Regions from separate parts of the Homo sapiens genome. Here region 1 is linked to region 2. The links are chromatin loops, found by intact Hi-C in ENCODE. Cell type or tissue: HCT116. All regions are shown on one strand. Links, peaks and the distances in the headings refer to the core of each region. The heading gives the core; the rest is flanking DNA. Region 1 overlaps MEIOB (meiosis specific with OB-fold). Region 2 has its middle 5.1 kb from the start of MIR3180-5.

Region 1 (9,100 bases), core at 285-8,284, 280 kb before region 2:
CCTGGTCTATCCTCGCAGGGTTCCCCTGAGAGCTCACCCTCAACCAACCACTCCCACAAGAGTCCTCCTCTCAAGCTCTGCTTCGAAGGAATCTGCCCTAAGATGGTAAGCCTGTGAGTAGAAGGATACCTTGACATGAAAAAAGACAGATGTAATTTCCAAAGTTTATCTTTTCTCCTCATTCAGTTTTAACATGACAAAGTCAAATTTTTGTAAATCTAAGAATGAGAATCAAAGTACTAAAACCAAAGCCATTTATCATGTGACTCTGTATCAAAGTAAATTATGTCATAATCAAAGATGAATTTTGTAAGAGAAAATTAAACTCCTCATTTTTATTGAAATAGAAACAGAACACTTTTAGTAAGATCTCTGCTAATCTGATACAACATTATTAGTAATGATCATTCTCGCACAATCTCTGTGCTAGACAGATGCTTACCTAGGAGTTGCAGGGCTGAATTTTTCTTCTCTTTCTATTTCCTTTCTTTGGATCAGAGGATTTTCAATTATCACTAAAACAGAGGGCAAAGTATGATGATATTACAAAACAGTAACAAGATAAACACTAACATCCTAAATAACATCCTGTTTAATTTATGATCATCATCGACTCTAGGCTTTAAAAATTCCTCACCTCATTCATCTTCTCCATCATCAACATATAACATATTTTGATACTGAGATGTCAAAATTGAAATCTTTATCTCCATATGTAACTAATATTCCAGCATTTATTCAAGGGATGTCTATAGCTATACTGGGCCCTATGAAGTTTGTGAAGCTTTCTGCCTTCATAGTCCATATGTTCAATGACCCTATTATTCAACTAGAGAGATACCATACATTGTCCTGAAAGTTAACAATACAAGGCAATATATGATTAGGTTCTAAATAACCGGTATGGGGAGTCAGCTGCTTGAGACCACAGTATTAAAGAGGAGTGTTTTCATTACCTGCATTACTCTTTTCTCTTTTTCTATCGTGAAGAACTAGTATACATGCTTTCTTGTTCCTTTTATGAGGCTAGGGCTCATAAAAGTTATCTGTTGAGTGACTAAGTTCCACACGTTATACTAGGTACACCATCTCATTTAATATTTACAAGAACCTAATGAGGTATTATTTCATAGTTGAGACCCAACAAGATTAAGAAATTTTCTCAAAGCCATGATGTAAGTCAATGTTGGAACTGGGATTTGAATCTAGACCTCTGTGTTTTCAAAGTCTCCTGTTCTTCCTACTATATGAGGCTGTTCTGTCAAAGAGATACTGGGGTGAGTAGATGTAAAAGATTTGGTATTTCAACTAAAAGTAAAGTTCCTTAAAATCCCATTAACAATTTAAATATCAGTTTTTATCAAAATCTATTCAGTGGTCAAATGTCAACTTTTATCAAAATATATTCAGTGGCTGTATTATATGTCTATAGAAAGATAACCAATTATAACAATAAAATGGGTTGGTGCAAATTGAAATATGTAATAAACCAAAGACAGTAAGGTTATTTAGTAAAAATATAACTATCACATTTGTATGCTTCAAATAACATTCTGAATGCCTCGCATTGCAGTCTTTTTTTTTTTTTTTTTTTTTTTTTGAGACAGGGTCTTACTCTGTGACTCAGGCTGGAGTGCAGAGGTACGATGTTGGCTCGCTGCAACCTCCACCTCCAGGGCTCAAGCCACCCTCCTGCTTCAGCCTCCTTAGTAGCTGGTACTACAGGCCCACGCCACCACACCCAGCTAATTTTTTGTAGAAATGGGGTCTTGCCATGTTGCTCAGGCTGGTCTCGAACTCCTGAACTCACGCAATCCACCCACCTCAGCCTCCCAAAGTGTTGGGATTACAGGCATGAGCCACCGTGCCCCACTGCATTATACTCTTAACACTTGACTTTTTCTGATAAAGTTCTTGAGAATTACGAACTGTGTCTCATTTCAACTCCTTCAGTATAGTTACCATAAACATACCACAGGAATAACACTATGATGGAAAAAGTTTAAGAATCAATGCCAACTTACCACAGTCACCAACCCTAAAGCTGTCAGAAAGAGACTTGATGTAATCTTCATTGCCCCAGGAAGCTGCATTTACAAAATGTGCTGGTGAATCCCGAATGGTGAAGCTGAAAGTGTACCTTTCTGATCCAATATCTAAGGGAAAACCAATGCTTTTATTTTTCAAATGAAGAGTTTCAATCGCTTCTCTGCCTTTTGATAAGTGTTACATGAAAAGTTTCATTTCAATTATAAACAAATGATTATTTGTTTAATCAAATAACTATTGATTATGATAATAAAAATACTCAAATACATAGTACAAAATGTTCTTTCAGATGTATATTCTATAACATGCTTCTATGAATTTCAAGCTGAAGTGGTAACAGGTTGCCCCCTTGCTCCCTTCCCTGGTGATCTGTGTATTTGGAGGGAAAAACATGTAAACTTGAGCCATCCAGGTATTACCTTAGGTTCTCCTTTTCTCTCTTACTGTTGTTTCAACCTAAGTCATAATTCAGATCTAAATAGTTATTTCAGTCCCAGCTACTTAGGAGGATGAAGCAGAATGACTGCTTAAGCCCAAAAGTTCAAGGCTTCAGCGAACTGTGATTGCCCCACTGCTCTCCAGCCTGGGCAACAGAGCAAGACCCCGTCCCAAAAATAAAAGTAAAAATAGGCCGGGCGCAATGGCTCACGCCTGTAATCCTAACACTTTGGGAGCCCGAGGCGGGTGGATCACCTGAGGTTAGTTCAAGACCAGTCTGGCCAACATGGTGAAACCCTGTCTCTGCTAAAAATACAAAACTTAGCCAGGCGTGGTGGTGGGCGCCTGTAATCCCAGCTACTCGGGAGGCTGAGGCAGGAGAATCGCTTGAACCCAGGAGGCGGAGGTTGCAGTGAGCCGAGATCCAGCCTGGGTGACAAGAGAAAAACTCTTGTCTCAAAAATAAATAAATAAATAATAATAAAATAAAAATAAAAATTGGCCAGGCACAACAGCTTACCCCTGTGATCCCAGGACTTTGGGAGGTGAGGTAGGAGAATCACTTGAGGCCTGGAGTTCAAAACCAGCCTGGGCAACATAGAAGGACACCATCTCTACAGAAAATTTTAAAATTAGTGGTGGCACTCATCTTTAGTCTCAGCTACTTGGGAGGCTGAGGAGGAAAGGTTGCTTGAGCCCAGTTTAAGTGTGCGGTGAGCTTTGAATGCACCACTGCACTCCAGCCTGGGAAGAATGAGTTCAGGGTGTTCATGAAATGTACACCCAGGCTGGAGTTCAGTGACGCGATCTCTCGGCTCACTGCAACCCCTGCCTCCCAGCAGCTGGGACTCAGCCTCCTGAGCAGCTGGGGCTACAGACGCACACCACCATGCCAGGCTAATTTTTGTTTTTTGTTTTTTTTTTAGTAAAAACGGGTTTCGTTTTTGTTTGTTTTTGAGACGGAGTTTCGCTCTTGTTACCCAGGCTGGAGTGCAATGGCGCGATCTCAGCTCACAGCAACCTCTGCCTCCTGGGTTCAAGCAATTCTCCTGCCTCACCCTCCCAAGTAGCTGGGACTACAGGCGCCTGCCACCATGCCTGGCTAATTTTGTACTTTTAGTAGAGACGGGGTTTCACCATGTTGGCCATGCTGGTCTCGAACTCCTGACCTCGTGATCTGCCTGCCTCAGCCTCCCAAAGTGCTGGCATGAGCCACCGTGCCTGATGAGACAAGGTTTTTTAGTAGAGGTGGGGAAGAACAGAGTGAGACCCTGTCTCAAAAAAAAAAAAAATAAATTTTAAAAATAATTAAAATAAGTTATTTCAAAACAAATTATGTGCTACTTAATGAGGACCACTAGGGGTCAGCAAATACTTTTTTTCCAAAATAGAAATTTCATATTGGTTTTGCTAATTAAAAATTACAACCTGGCTGGGCGCAGTTGCTCCTGCCTATAATCCCGGCACCTTGGGAGGCCAAGGGGGTAAGATTGCTTCAGCCAAGGAGTTCGAGACTGGGCAACAAAGTGAGACCCTCTGTCTCTACAAAAACTCCAAAAATTATTCAGGCATAGTAGCATGGACCTGTCTGGGCTACATGCGAGGCTGAGGCAGGAAGACCACTTGAGCCCAGGGTTGAGGCTGCAGTGAGCTGTATTCACATTGCTGCACTCCAGGCTGAGTGACAGAGCAAGACCCTATCTCAAATTTTTAAAAAAAGTAATATAACTCAACATACATGTAAATTATAGACATATTCTGAACTGTCTATTAGTGTTTACCTCTGGGGAGAGGACTAGGATGGCAAGAGTGAGGAGCTGAAAGGGGAATTTCACTTTTCAAATCTGTGACCTTTGGTACTGCTGGAATTTTTGATACAAATATAATGTTATATGTACAATGTTTTAAGTCAGTAAGCATACTTCTTCCAAAAAAGGAATACCACAGATGTCATCATAAAAAGAAGTCAAACAACACAGAAGTTTTTCTCCTTCCCTCACAGTCTGATAGGTGAAAAACTGTGAATTTCTTTTTCTTTTCTTTTTTTTTTTTTTTTTTGAGACAGAGTTTCACTCTTGCTGCCCAGGCTGGAGTGCAATGGCGTGATCTTGGCTCACTGCAACCTGCGCCTCCCAGGTTCAAGCGATTCTCCTGCCTCAGCCTCCCGAGTAGCTGGGAATACAAGCGCCTGCCACCATGCCTGACTAATTTTGTATTTTTAGTAGAGAGGGGGTTTCTACATGTTGGTTAGGCTGGTCCCAAACTCCTGACCTCAGGTGATCCGCCCACCTCAGCCTCCCAAACTGCTGGGATTACAGGCGTGACCACTGTGCCTGGCAAAAAACCGTGTATTTCATTTTTATAATTTTAGCAAGTATTTTAATAACTACTTTTTTCTAATTCACACATTTTAAGTGATGCCTTCTGAAATTTGGTAAAAGGAGATATAGACTTCCTCAAACTATTTATTTAGTATTTCTGATCTAATTAGTTAAGATGAAATAAAGTGCAGGCACAAATGATATGGGTACCAGATGACAGCTTGGTTATTTACCTTAAAGATAAAAGCATCATGCCTGTAATCTGATCACTCTAGGAGGATGAGGTGGGATGATCACTTGAGCCCAGGAGTTTGAGACCAGCCTGGGCAACAGAGCAAGACTCTGTCTCTACAAATTTTTGTTTTTTTTAAATCAACCAGGGGCTGGGCATGGTGGCTCACACCTGTAATTCCAGCACTTTGGGAGGCCGAGGCAGGGAGATCACTTGAGGTCAGGAGTTCAAGACCAGCCTGGCCAAAATGGTGAAACCCCATCTCTACTAAAAATACAAAAATTAGCTGGGCATGATGGCATGTGCCTGTAATTCCAGCTACTCGGGAGGTTGAAGCAGGAGAATCGATTGAACCCAGGAGGCAGAGGTTGCAGTGAGTCGAGATCGTGCCATTGCACTCCAGCCTGAGTGACAGAGCGAGCCTCCATCTCAAAAAAAAAAAGAGAGAACACATGTACTCAAATATACATATATACACACACGTGTACACACATACACACACATACACATGCACACACATACACACGTGTGTGTATACACATAAACATATATACACATATGTGTGTATGTATACATATATATAGAGAGAGAGAGAGAATGTGGGAGGGAGGGAGAGAGAAAGCCTTGAATCAGGTACTTGACCATCCAATAGAGAGCATGACCATTGCTCTTAAGGAGTTAAACAGGCATAGAAAAATTAATCACTTCAATATACTTTGTTGTAGTCATAAGCCAAAGTTGATGAAAAATGAAACCAAGAGTTAAACAGAACTCAGCTTTTTCTGTCTGGAAAGCCTTTGACATCTGTTTTCCCAATAACTATACCGATAACTTTCTGAAAAACAAAAAGGTCACAGAAGACCAATATTAAACACAGATGTACTTGATAAATTTAATTTCATGGGCTTGTTATACTTTACTGGCTCTAACAAACATTTCTGACTAGGAACCATTTAAATGTATTTATTCCAGGCAAACATCTAAAAGAAGTTCATAAATGTTCAATTCCACAAGGAATAGTATAAAGTAATCCAAAAGTTAACTACTATTACAAATATAATCATTTAATACTTAGCATATTTCTACTTTATTTTCAATCACCAGATGGAGCATAATAACTGCCCTATGCTATCAATCCTTACTGAATTCATCCAAAGCACATGTATAATGCAATTTAATTTGCCACAGTCTTCAAAGCTTTCCTTTATATAGGGTTTTCTAACAATCCACATAAAATCACTTAGCTTCTTAATCCAAACATGCTGGACAGTAATATAAATTAGACTGTAACAAAACTTATATTTTGCTGCTAATAAATCTAAATTCTAAAGTCCTAGATCTTAAAACTTAGAGATATTAACATCTCCTCAAAATGTTTAATGTTCTCTTTAGTGACTACTGAAGAAAAATTTTAAATGTGTTTTAAGAAATAAAAATGGGCCGGGTGTGTTGGCTCACACGTGTAATCCCAGCACTCTGGGAGGCTGAGGCGGGTGGGTCACCTGAGGTCATGAGTTTGAGACCAGTCTGACCAACATGGTGAAACTCCATCTCTACTAAAAATACAAAAAATTAGCCAGGTGTGGTGGTGGGTGCCTGTAATCCCAGCTACTCGCGAGGCTGAGGCAGGAGAATCGCTTGAACCCAGAGGCACAGGTTGCAGTGAGCTTAGATCCCACTATTGCACTTCAGCCTGGGCAACAGAGCAGGACTCCATCGCAAAAAATAAAAATAAAAAAAAAATAATAAAAAATAAAAATGAATACCTTTTCTGAAAGGAAAAAAACTAAACTTATTTTGCTAATTGCAGCAACTGATTTTAACCTTACAATAATCTTGACATTTAAATTACAATCAGGCTTTTAAGACTCCTACATTCTAGCTGAGCTATTAGCTAGCTTTATTGCTTATTTAGACACATTGATATTATTTCTTCAATTCCTTATACTTGCAGATCTCACTGAATTTTGTTGGAAAATCCAATTAATGGAAATGTTGAGTAAAACTTTCTATCTGAAGAGACCATTATTAGCAAATAGTTTACCTTTCAAGAAAAACTATAACAACAATTGTTATTTTTTAATATTTTAAAATTTTAAATTATTAAAGTTATATGTAAATGTATCCCATTGTAAGAAATCTAGTTTGCAAAAGCAAAATATAAATAGCAGAGTGCTCAGGGGCAGGGAAGGTAAGGGTGTGTGGTAGCTGCTTTACAATAAGTTCTTTAACTTATAAGATGATTCCACTTAGTTTTCTTTTAAGTAAGTAACAGTCGAGATGTGTTCAAAATCATTGAATTCCCCTATAACTCCTACTCAAAGAGTCAATTTTCACATCATCATTGTAGAAAACACACATGTTATAAACCTATATCATAAAAGCAGCATAATGTCAAGTACTTAGACCATAAATTGGATAATTTGGTCAGAAAATTGCTACTGCTGAACAAAATGGTTTAATTTTTTTTTTTTTTTTTTTTTTTTTTTTTTTCAGAAGAGTTTTGCTCTTGTTGCCCAGGCTGGAGTGCAATGGTGCGATCTCGGCTCACTGAGACCGCCTTCTGGCTTCAAGCGATTCTCCTGCCTCAGCCTCCTGAGTACCTGGGATTACAGGCATGAGCCACCACACCCAGCTAATTTTGTATTTTTAGTAGAGATGGGGTTTCTCCATGTTGATCAGGCTGGTCTCAAACTCCCAACCTCAGGTGATCCAGCTGCCTCAGCCTCCCAAAGTGCTGGGATTACAGACATGAGCCACTGTGCCTGGCCTGGTTTAATTTTACAATGCTAAATTTGAGCATTTATTAAATTTTTCACTTTATAAAATATTAAGTAAAATAATACATCTATTGATCATTTTGAACAATTACTAGTCAAATCTACAATCATATCTTCTACTCTACACACAAAGATTAATTTTCATCTAGGTGGCATAAATACAAAGAAATTTAGGTATACTTAATATCTAACAATTATACCAATGCAATGAGTATCTATATACTTGCCAATTATAAAAGCATGTGTTGAATGAATCAATAACATTGATGTAATGTTATCACATAAAATGTCATCAGTAAGCAAATCACCACATTATTGAAACCTACCAGATTAGCCATATTTGTCTGCAGATCTGAAAGGGTAGTGAAAATCCTCGCTGCAAAGGAGTTTGCCATTTTTTTAATCTGCATTTTAGAAAATATAATTTAGATATATAAATTGAATAAATGAAATAAATCATTTAAAAAATTCCAAGAGTTTAAAATCTTATTTAGGGCCGGACATGGTGGCTCATACCTGTAATCCCAGCACTTTGGGAGGCTGAAGTGGATGGATCACCTGAGGTCAGGAGTTCAAGACCAGCCTGGCCATCATGGCGAAACCTCACGTGGTAGCGGGCACCAGTAATCCCAGCTACTCAGGAGGCTGAGGCAGGAAGAAGTGCTTGAACCTGGGAGGCAGAGGTTGCACTGAGCCGAGATCGCACTACTGCACTCCAGCCTGGGCAACAGAGCGAGACTCTGTCTCAAAAATAAATAAAACAAAATAAAATAAAATAAAATAAAATATTATTGGCCAGGTGCGGTGGCTCATGCCTATTATCCCAGCACTTTTGGAGGCCGAGGAGGGCGGATCACAGGGTCAGGAGATCGAGACCATCCCGGCTAACATGCTGAAACCCCGTCTCTACTAAAAATACAAAAAATTAGCTGGGCTTGGTGGCAGGCACCTGTAGGCCCAGCTACTCGGGAGGCTGAGGCAGGAGAATGGCGTGAACCCGGGAGGCGGAGCTTGCAGTGAGCTGAGATGGCACCACTGCACTCCAGCCTGGATGACAGAGCGACACTCCATCTCAAAGAATAAATAAATAAAATAAAATAAAATATTATTTAGGAAAGCACTGGATAGTTTACTGCTTTGGAAAATTTTTATTATAATGGTAAAATGTAAATTAATATCGATTAAACCTATAAAAAACATGTTCAGAATGTCCTTTTATAATTTTGAATGATATAGCTATTATAGGTTTCAATTTTTAACTTTCATTTCTAAAACCATGT
Region 2 (9,100 bases), core at 403-8,402:
ACAGACAGTTTAAGAAATTTGCCAGCAGGGCACAGTGGCTCACTCCGGTAATCCCAGAACTTTGAGAGGGGGAGGAAGGTGGATCCCTTGAGTCCAGGAGTTGGAGACCAGCCTGGCCAACATGGCGAGACCCCGTTTCTACAAAAATTAGCCAAAATTAGCCAAACTGGCTCACGCTTGTAGTCCCAGGTACTCGAGAGGCTGAGGCCGGAGGAGCGTGTGAGCCCAGTAGGCAGTGGCTGCGCTGAGCCGTGATTGTGCCACTGCACTCCCGCCTGGGCAAAAGAGTAAGATCCTGTCTCGAAAAAAAAAAAAATGGAAAAAAGAAAAAAAGAACTGGCTGGGAGTGGTGGCTCATGCCTGTAATCCCAGCACTTTGGGAGGCCGAGGCGGGCAGATCACAAGATCAGAAGTTCGAGACCAGCCTAGCCAACATGGTGAAACCTCATCTCTACTAAAAATACAAAAATCAGCTGGGCATGGTGGCAGGCACCTATAATCCCAGCTACTAGGGAGCCTGAGGCAATAGAATCGCTTGAACCTGGGAGGCAGAGGTTGTGCCACTGCACTCCAGCCTGGGCAACAGAGCAAGACTCCGTCTCAAAAAAAAAAAAAGAAATTTACCAGGTCACACAGCAGGTGGATGGTAAGGCTGCGATTGTATTCCAAACCCAGCTTTTAATTGCAGTCAAATGACAGACTTAAGATTCAAGGACTCCAGTGGAGGGAAGAAACAGCCACAAGAAACTGCTGCCAAATGAGCAAAACAGATTAACCAAGTCTCAATGATTGTTTGAAGGCGGTTGTGGAATAAAATGCAATTGTTTAGAAAGGATTTCTTAAATAGAAAAGACATATGTTTAAAGAAGCAAATTAGTTACCTGGAAATGAAATTCTAAACTATTTGAAAAACCATGGGGGCCGGGCGTGGTGGCTCATGCCTGTAATCCCAGCACTTTGGGAGGCCAAGGTGGGCAGATCACAAGGTCAGGAGTTCGAGACCAGCCTGACCAACATGGTGAAACCCCGTCTCTACTAAAAATACAAAAATTAGCTGGGGGTGGTGCCACGCGCCTGTAATCCCAGCTACTCAGGAGGCTGAGACAGGAGAATCGCTTGAACCCAGGAGGTGGAGGTTGCAGTGAGCTGAGATTGTGCCATGGCACTCCAGCCTGGGCAACAAGAGTGAGACTCCATCTCAAAAAACAAAGAAACAAAAAAACAAAATCCATGTGGTGAGACAGAGCAAATAAAATGTGCCAGAGATCTTGTTTGGTTCAGGGAAGAAGACGTGAGGGAAATGTTTCTTGATAAAATACAGACCTGAGGGTTTTTATTAACAGTGAATAATTGTTAGCCTAAAAGGGGGAAACTAGAAGAGGAGAAAAGAAACAAGAAAGCCAGGCCAGGCACAGTGGCTCACACCTGTAATCCCAGCACTTTGGGAGGCCAAGGCAGGCGGGTCACATGAGGCCAAGAGTTCGAGACCAACCTGGCCAACGTGGCAAAACCCCGTCTCTACTAAAAATACAAAAATTAGCCAGGCATGGTGGTGGGTGCCTGTAATCCCAGCTACTCGGGAGGCTGAGGCAGGAGAATCACTGGAACCCGGGAGGCGGAGGTCGCAGTGACCTGAGGTTACCCCACTGCACTCCAGCCTGGGTGACAGAGTGAGACTCCATCTCAAAAAGAAAAAAAAAGGCCAGGCACAGTGGCTCATGCCTGTAATCCCAGCACTTTGGGAGGCGGAGGCAGGTGGATCACGAGGTCAAGAGATTGAGCCATCCTGGCCAGTATGGTGAAACCCCGTGTCTACTAAAAATACAAAAATTGGCTGGGCATGGTGGCACACAGTTGTGGTCTCAGCTATTCGGGAAGCTGAGGCAGGAGAATCGCATGAACCCAGGAGGTAGAGGTTGCAGTGAGCCGAGATCCCGCCACTTCACTCCAGCCTGGGTGACAGAGTGAGACTCTGTCTCAAAAAAAAAAAAAAAAAAAAAAAAGACAGGAAACTGCAAACAAAGTAAGTGTGCCAGTATTGATACCAGAAAAATAAACCTAAGGCAAAAGGTGTTAAATGGGAAAAGAGTCTGTTTATCTACACATAACAGGTATGGTCTATGTAGAATATATTATGAACTGTTGTGTTCTCAAAAATAGAACATTGGCCAGGTGCGGTGACTCACGCCTGTAATCCCAGCATTTTGGGAGGCTGAGGTGGGCGGATCACCTGAGGTCGGGAGTTTGAGACCAGCCTGACCAATATGGAGAAACCCCATCTCTACTAAAAATACAAAATTAGCGGGGTGTGGTGGCGGCGCCTGTAATCCTAGCTACTCGGAAGGCTGAGGCAGGAGAATCTCTTGAACCCAAGAGGTGGAAGTTGCAGTGAGCCAAGATCACACCATTGCACTCCAGCCTGGGCAACAAGAGCAAGACTGTGTCTCAAAAAAAAACACAAAACACACACACACACACACAAAAACAAAATAGAACATCAACCCACGAAGCTAAACTGTGAAATACAAAGATTTTGAAAAACAAAGACATTGCAGGAGGGTTTATTACACCTTCCCTCGAAGAAGGATCAAGTAGACCCAGGAGGTTGACGCTGCAGTGAGCCATGATCACACCACTGCACTCCAGCCTGGGGAACAGGGTGAGATGCTGTCTCAAAAAGTTTACAGATCAATTTTTGTCTGGACACAGTGGTTCATGCCTGTAATCCCAGAACTTTGGGAGGCCAAGGAAGGAGGATCACTGAGGCCAGCCTGGACAACACAGAGAGACCCCATTTCTTTTTTTTTGTTTGTTGTTTTTTCTTTTTTTGAGACGGAGTCTCGCTCTGCCACCCAGGCTGGAGTGCAGTGGCGCGATTTCGGCTCACTGCAAGCTCCGCCTCCCGGGCGCACGCCGTTCTCCTGCCTCGCCTCCCGAGTAGATGGGACTACAGGCGCCCGCCACCACGCCCGGAGAATTTTTTGTATTTTTAGTAGAGACAGAGTTTCACCGTGTTAGCCAGGATGGTCTCGATCTCCTGACCTCGTGATCCACCCGCCTTGGCCTCCCAAAGTGCTGGGATTACAGGTGTGAGCCACCGCGCCCAGCCAAGAGACCCCATTTCTACAAAAAATACAAACAAAAAATTAGCCAGGCATAGCGGAGCTCGCCTGTGGTCCCAGTTATTTGGGAGGATGAGGTGGGAGGCTCACTTGAGCCCAGAAGGTCAAGGCTGCAGTAAGCCATGATGGCACCACTGCACTCCAGCCTACATGACAGAGTGAGATCCTGTCTAAAAAAAAAAAGAAAGAGAGAGAGACAATTTTTTTTTTCTTTTGAAACAGAATCTCGCTCTGTTGCCCAGGATGTTGGAGTGCAGTGGCACGATCTCAGCTCACCACAACATCTGCCTCCCAGGTTCAAGTGATTCTCGTGCCTCAGCCTCCTGAGTAGCTGAGATTACAGGCGTGCACCACCACACCTGGCTAATTTTTGTAATTTTAGTAGAGACAGGGTTTCACCATGCTGGCCAGGTTGGTCTCTAACTCCTGGCTTCAAGTGATCCACCTGCCTCGGCCTTCCAAAGTGCTGGGATTACAAGCGTGAGCCACCGTACCCGGCCAAAGAGACAATTTTTTTATGTCAGTAAAGATATAGAGACTTTGAGTAGCACAGTTAATAAGCTGTATTGTACACAAAACAGGGCGTGTTAACTATTTTGGCATTACAGATGTTAGGCAAGGTCAGAGGAAAAGCTTAGATAAGAACGTGGCCTTTGGCCGGACGCGGTGGCTCACGCCTGTAATCCCAGTACTTTGGGAGGCCGAGGTGAGTGGATCACCAGGTCAGGGGATGGAGACCATCCTGGCCAACGTGGTGAAACCCTGTCTCTACTAAAAATACAAAAATTAGCTGGGTGTGGCGGTGTGTGCCTGTAATCCCAGCTACTCGGGAGGCTGAGGCAGGAGAATAGCTTGAACCCAGGAGGTGGAGGTTGCAGTGAGCCGAGATCGCGCCACTGCGCTCCAGTCTGGTGACAAAGGTAGACTCCATCTCAAAAAAAAAAAGAAAAGAAAAGAAAAGAAAAAAAAGAACGTGGCCTTAAACACCACCGCCCCCTAGAGGCTCTCTTGGGTACTTTCACTTGCTCACTGCATCAAATCTTGAAACCAGATCAAAACTGAAGCTCCCACAAGCACAGCCTAATTCAGGGACTCCCACCTGAGTAGAGAGGCCGGAAGAACCATCCGCAGAGGGTCACAGGACAGCTGGACACCCTGACAGCCCAGATCACTGAAAGGTAAAGATGGAAATCATGGACTGGGTGCGGTGGCTCACGCCTGTAATCCCAGCACTACAGGAGGCCGAGGTGGGTGGATCACTTGAGGTCAGGAGTTCAAGACCAGCCTGGCCAACATCGCAAAACCCCATCTCTACCAAAAATACAAAAATTAGCTGGGTGTGGGGATGCAGGCCTGTATTCCCAGCTACTTGGGAGGCTGAGGCAGGAGAATCGCTTGAACCCGGGATGGGGAGGTTGCAGTGTGCTGAGATCGTGCCACTGCACTCCAACCTGGGCAACAGAGTGAGACCGTGTCTCAAAAAATAAATAAATAAAAAGTAGAGCATATAGAAATGAATAGGCTGGGTGGGGTGGCTCATGACTGTAATCCTAGCACTTTGGGAGGCCAAGCCAGGCGGATCACCAGAGGTCAGGAGTTCAAGACCAACCTGGCCAACATGGTGAGACCCTGTCTCTACTAAAAATACAAAAATTAGCAGAGCGTGGGGGCACATGCCTGTAATCCCAGCTTCTAGGGAGGCTGAGGCAGGAGAATTACTTGAACCCTGGAAGTGGAGGTTGCAGTGAGCTGAGATCATGCCACTGCACTCCAGCCTGGGTGACAGAGCGAGACTCTGTCTCAAAAAAGAAGGAAAAAAAAAAAAAGGAAATGAATAGTAATGAGCAAACATCATAGAAAATCTATGGGGATGCAGTCAAAGTTATACATGGAGAGAAACGGATAACTTCACTTGTTTTTATTAGTTAGCATGAAGAATCAAACCAATATATAAATTAAGTATTTATTTCAACATTCTAGAAAAACACCTGTAAAATAAACCCCCCAAAAAAGATGGAAGGAAATTAGAAAGTAAAGAGCAGAAATTAGTTACTTTAAAAGAAAGAGTAGGCTGGGCCTCAAAAAAAAAAAAAAAAAGAAAGAGTAGAATTGATGAATAAAATCGAGCTATTTAATAGATATAGTTGCTAAGATTTTTCTAGGAAAAACTTCTGGTAAGTGTGACTGAGAGAAAAGGAGAGAGAAAAAGAAAATATGGGACATTCAGATGAAGAATGAAGGTTTATTCACAGAGATGAAAAAAGTTAAAAATTATAAAAGAAAATTATGTGCAATTGTTTGCCTACATTTTTGAAATCTATATGGGATGCTTATATGTTACAAACTGTAAAAACCAATTCTAGAAAAAATTAAAACCCCAAATAGACCAATAACAAAAGAACACATTGAAAACGTATCAAAAGCCATGTCAGGAAAAGACACTTAATCCAGATCTTTTTGTGGACAAGTTCTATCAAATGTGGAAGAATCAGATAATTGTGATTTAATTTAGACTCTTACAAAACAAGGCTGGGCGCGGTGGCTGACGCCTGTAATCCCAACATCTTGGGAGGCTAAGGCGGGAGGATCCCTTGAGCCCAGGAGTTCAAGACCAGCCTGGACAATAGTGAGTCCCCCATCTCTATAAAAAAAACTAAAAAATTGCTGGGAGACTGAAGTGGGAAGATTGCTTGAACCCAAGAGTTCAAGGCTACAGTGAGTCGGAACCGCACCACTGCACTTCAGTCTGGGTAACAGAGTGAGACCCTATCTCAAAAAAAAAAAAAAAAAAAAAAGGGCAGGGTGCGGTGGCTCACGCCTGTAATCCCAGCACTTTGGGAAGCCGAGGCAGGTGAATCACGAGGTCAGAAGATCCAGACCATCCTGGCTAACACGGTGAAACCCTGTCTCAACTAAAATACAAAAACAAAAATTAGCCGGGTGTGGTGCCGGGCACCTGTAGTCCCAGCTACTCGGGAGGCTGAGGCAGGAGAATGGTGTGAACCCGGGAGGTGGAACTTGCAGTGAGCCGAGATCGCACCATTGTACTCCAGCCTGGGCGAGAGCCAGACTCCGTCTCAAAAAAAAAAAAAAAAAAAAAAAACAATTAGCCAGGCGTGGTGGTGGGCACCTGTAATCCCAGCACTTTGGGAGGCCGAGGCGGGTGGATCACCTGAGGTTAGGAGTTCAAGACCAGCCTGGCCAACATGGTGAAACCCTGTCTCTACTAAAATACAAAAATTAGCCGGGCGTGGTGGTGGACACTTGTAATCCCAGCTACTCGGAAGGCTGAGGCAGGAGAATTGCCTGAACCTGGGAGGCAGAGGTTGTAGTGAGCCGAGATCGAGATGGCGCCATTGCACTCCAGCCTGAGTGACACAGCAAGACTCCATCTCAAAAAAAAAAAGAGAGAAACGTTGCAAGGAAAGCACTTGGTGCAGTCCGGGGTAGTCAGTGATTGTTACGGTTACGCAGGGGTCTGTTTTGTTCATCGACAGGGATCCCTGCACCTGCCGTGAGGCCATGTGTGTCACTCTGAGGCTGCCGGGAGAGCCTGCAGCCAGGAGCCCTGATGCTGCCTCCTCCAATGGCTAAGCGGACACCCTCACTCAGCTCAGGCGCAGGAAGCCAGCACTGCTGAGAGCAGGCAACTGGCTCCGTAGGAGTGAGGATACTGCTCTGACAGCCACAGAGGCGCACATGACTCCCCCGTTAGCTCATCTTCTGTGTGGCAGATCACCTCTGCTGCCTTCCCGTCTGGGAGCACCTGAGTCACTGTGGTCACGTCTGCAGGCAACAGACAAAGGGTCCCCATTCGGGCAGGGATGGACACCTGTTTGTCCCGACCCACCCGGTAGGGCCTCAGGGCCACCATGGTGAGCAGGCTGAAGGGGGGTGACCTCTCAGGAGGACACCAGACTGCTGCACACCTGGACACCGGAGAGAGCTTACCTGTGATGTCACCCACGTGCTGGGGTGACTCAGTGCTCCTCTCTCGGGTGGAAGTTGCGTTCAGTGCTGCCGCAGTTCCTCCAACGTCTCCATGGCAACGTTCACACGGATTTCATAGAACATAAGGTGTTTGAGCTGGAAGGGACCTCAGAGATCGGCTCCTCCTGCCCCCTCATTTCATGGAGAGGGGAGCAGGCCCAGACAGGGAATGCCACGTGCCCAGGGGCACATAGCAAGCCGGGGACCCCGCGGAGGGCACAGACCGCTGAGCTCCAGAGGAGGGTCTTGGGAGGTGCCCTGGGGGCACAGGCCGTGGCGGCTTTGCCACTCCCTGGCTTGCTAAGAGCCCCTTGAAGTCCAACCCAGCTCTCTGCTGCTCAGCCACAGAGCTCTCGCTCGAGTGCCTGGCGGGAACAGGAGTAGGCAGGACAGGGCCCTGTCCTCAGGAGGCTCCCAGGCTGCTACAGCGGCCATGCAGCCGCTGGGGAAGGGCTGGAGAGCATCCAGGGAGCCAGAAGTGGGGCAGGAGGAGCCAGGGCAGGCTCCCTTGAGGGTGGGGCTCCAGGCAGAGTCTGGAAGCCTGAGGAGGCCTCACTCGTGCCTGCGCCCCCTCTCCTGGCACACAAGGGCCAGCCCGAGGGCCCCACTCTGGGGGCAGAGTGTAGGGAAGAGGCTGGAAAATGGGGGCCAGAAAGAGACTGTCCTGATCCATGGCTCCCAGGGGTCGTTTTGGCTGGGGGCTCACAGCACACATCCTTCCAGACACCCAGGACGGTCAGAAGGAACTGGCAGGAGTTAGAGGGCACGGTGTAAGGATGCCAGGGGGCCGGGCCGTCAGAAGGTAACAGGAGCGAAAGTCCCAGAGCAAGGCCCCAAGGAGACCCAGGGCGCTCTCTCCGCTCGAGGACAGGAACCCGTGGAGACCTTCCCCTCCCTGGAAGAGCCAGCTCTGCACCAGAAGGGTGGGGGGCTGTAGCACCCCTCCCAGGGGAACACGGACCTCACTCTCCGCCCCCAGCTCCCAGGGCCCATCTCAAACTCGGACCCTGTCTCAGGGACCTGCCCTGGCCCACAGGACTCCTCTCTTCTCCAGGTCTGAAGATGCCAAGAATCCGGACATCCCAAGGCCTCCCTGCTGAACTTTCCCACCATGCCGGCCCCCGCCTTGCCCTCGCCGGCCCCCGCCTTGCCCTCGCCGGCCCCCGCCTTGCCCTCGCTGGCTGCCTGTTCTAGTTTTTCTAGTTTTATTTGTTGTTGTTGTTGTTGTTTTTTGAGATGGAGTCTTGTTCCGTCGCCCAGGCTGGAGTGTGGTGGTGCGATCTCCGCTCACTGCAAGTTCCACCTCCCGGGTTCACGCCATTCTGCTGCCGCAGCCTCCCGAGTAGCTGGGACTACAGGCGCCCGCCACCACACCCGGCTAATTTTTTGTATTTTTAGTAGAGACAGGGTTTCACTGTGTTAGCCAGGATGGTCTTGATCTCCTGACCTCGTGGTCTGCCTGCCTCGGCCTCCCAAAGTGCTGCTGGGATTACAGGCGTGAGCCACCGCGCCCGGCCTTTTTTTTTTTTTTTTTTGTGGAGACCAAGTTTCGCTCTTGTCGCCCAGGCTGGAGTACGATGGCGCGATCTCGGCTCACCACAACCTCCGCCTCCTGGGTTCAAGCGATTCTCCTGCCTCAGCCTCCTGAGTAGCTGGGACTACAGGCGCCCGCCACCACACCTGGCTAATTTTGTATTTTTAGTAGAGACGGGGTTTCTCCATGTTGGCCAGGCTGGTCTCGAACTCCCGATCTCAGGTGATCCGCCCGCCCCGGCCTCCCAAAGTGCTGGGGTTTAATCCATCTTTAACCCACTGCAGCATCCCACTGGTCTCTGCCCATGGGCATGGACTCTGACCCTCCCCTCCCTGCCTCCAGGCCTACAGCTTCTTTCCTGAAGGTCCTCTCTGTTCCTATTATCCCTCCCCTGGGTGACTGCAACCCCCATCAATCTCATCTCCAGGCCTACAGGCTCCACCATCCATCCCCT

The links. Hi-C counts contacts between places; a loop is a spot of excess contacts. Peaks named below come from ENCODE experiments on the same cell type or tissue, not always from the same donor. Only the 100,000 strongest peaks of a DNase experiment are listed, where the experiment ranks them.
Region 1: a loop joins it to region 2, with 18 times the contacts of the local background. A loop is called at or near these places in 14 of 110 quality-filtered maps.

Annotation. Positions count from the first base shown.
Region 1 is chr16:1,859,961-1,869,060 of GRCh38, forward strand. It overlaps MEIOB (meiosis specific with OB-fold), which reads right to left. Exons shown (of 14, transcript NM_001163560.3): 2 at 8,147-8,224; 3 at 5,818-5,875; 4 at 2,025-2,156; 5 at 443-515. The coding sequence starts at 8,215. Among named protein-coding and RNA genes, the nearest start is that of MEIOB, 7.7 kb to the right of the region's middle. In HCT116, for the core only: a CTCF peak has its summit at 3,883 (motif pointing right); a DNase peak (open chromatin) is centred at 3,861.
Region 2 is chr16:2,136,650-2,145,749 of GRCh38, forward strand. No RefSeq gene overlaps it. Among named protein-coding and RNA genes, the nearest start is that of MIR3180-5, 5.1 kb to the left of the region's middle. RefSeq lists an enhancer at 6,472-7,223. In HCT116, for the core only: a CTCF peak has its summit at 4,140 (motif pointing left); a DNase peak (open chromatin) is centred at 4,149; H3K27ac peaks cover 514 bases.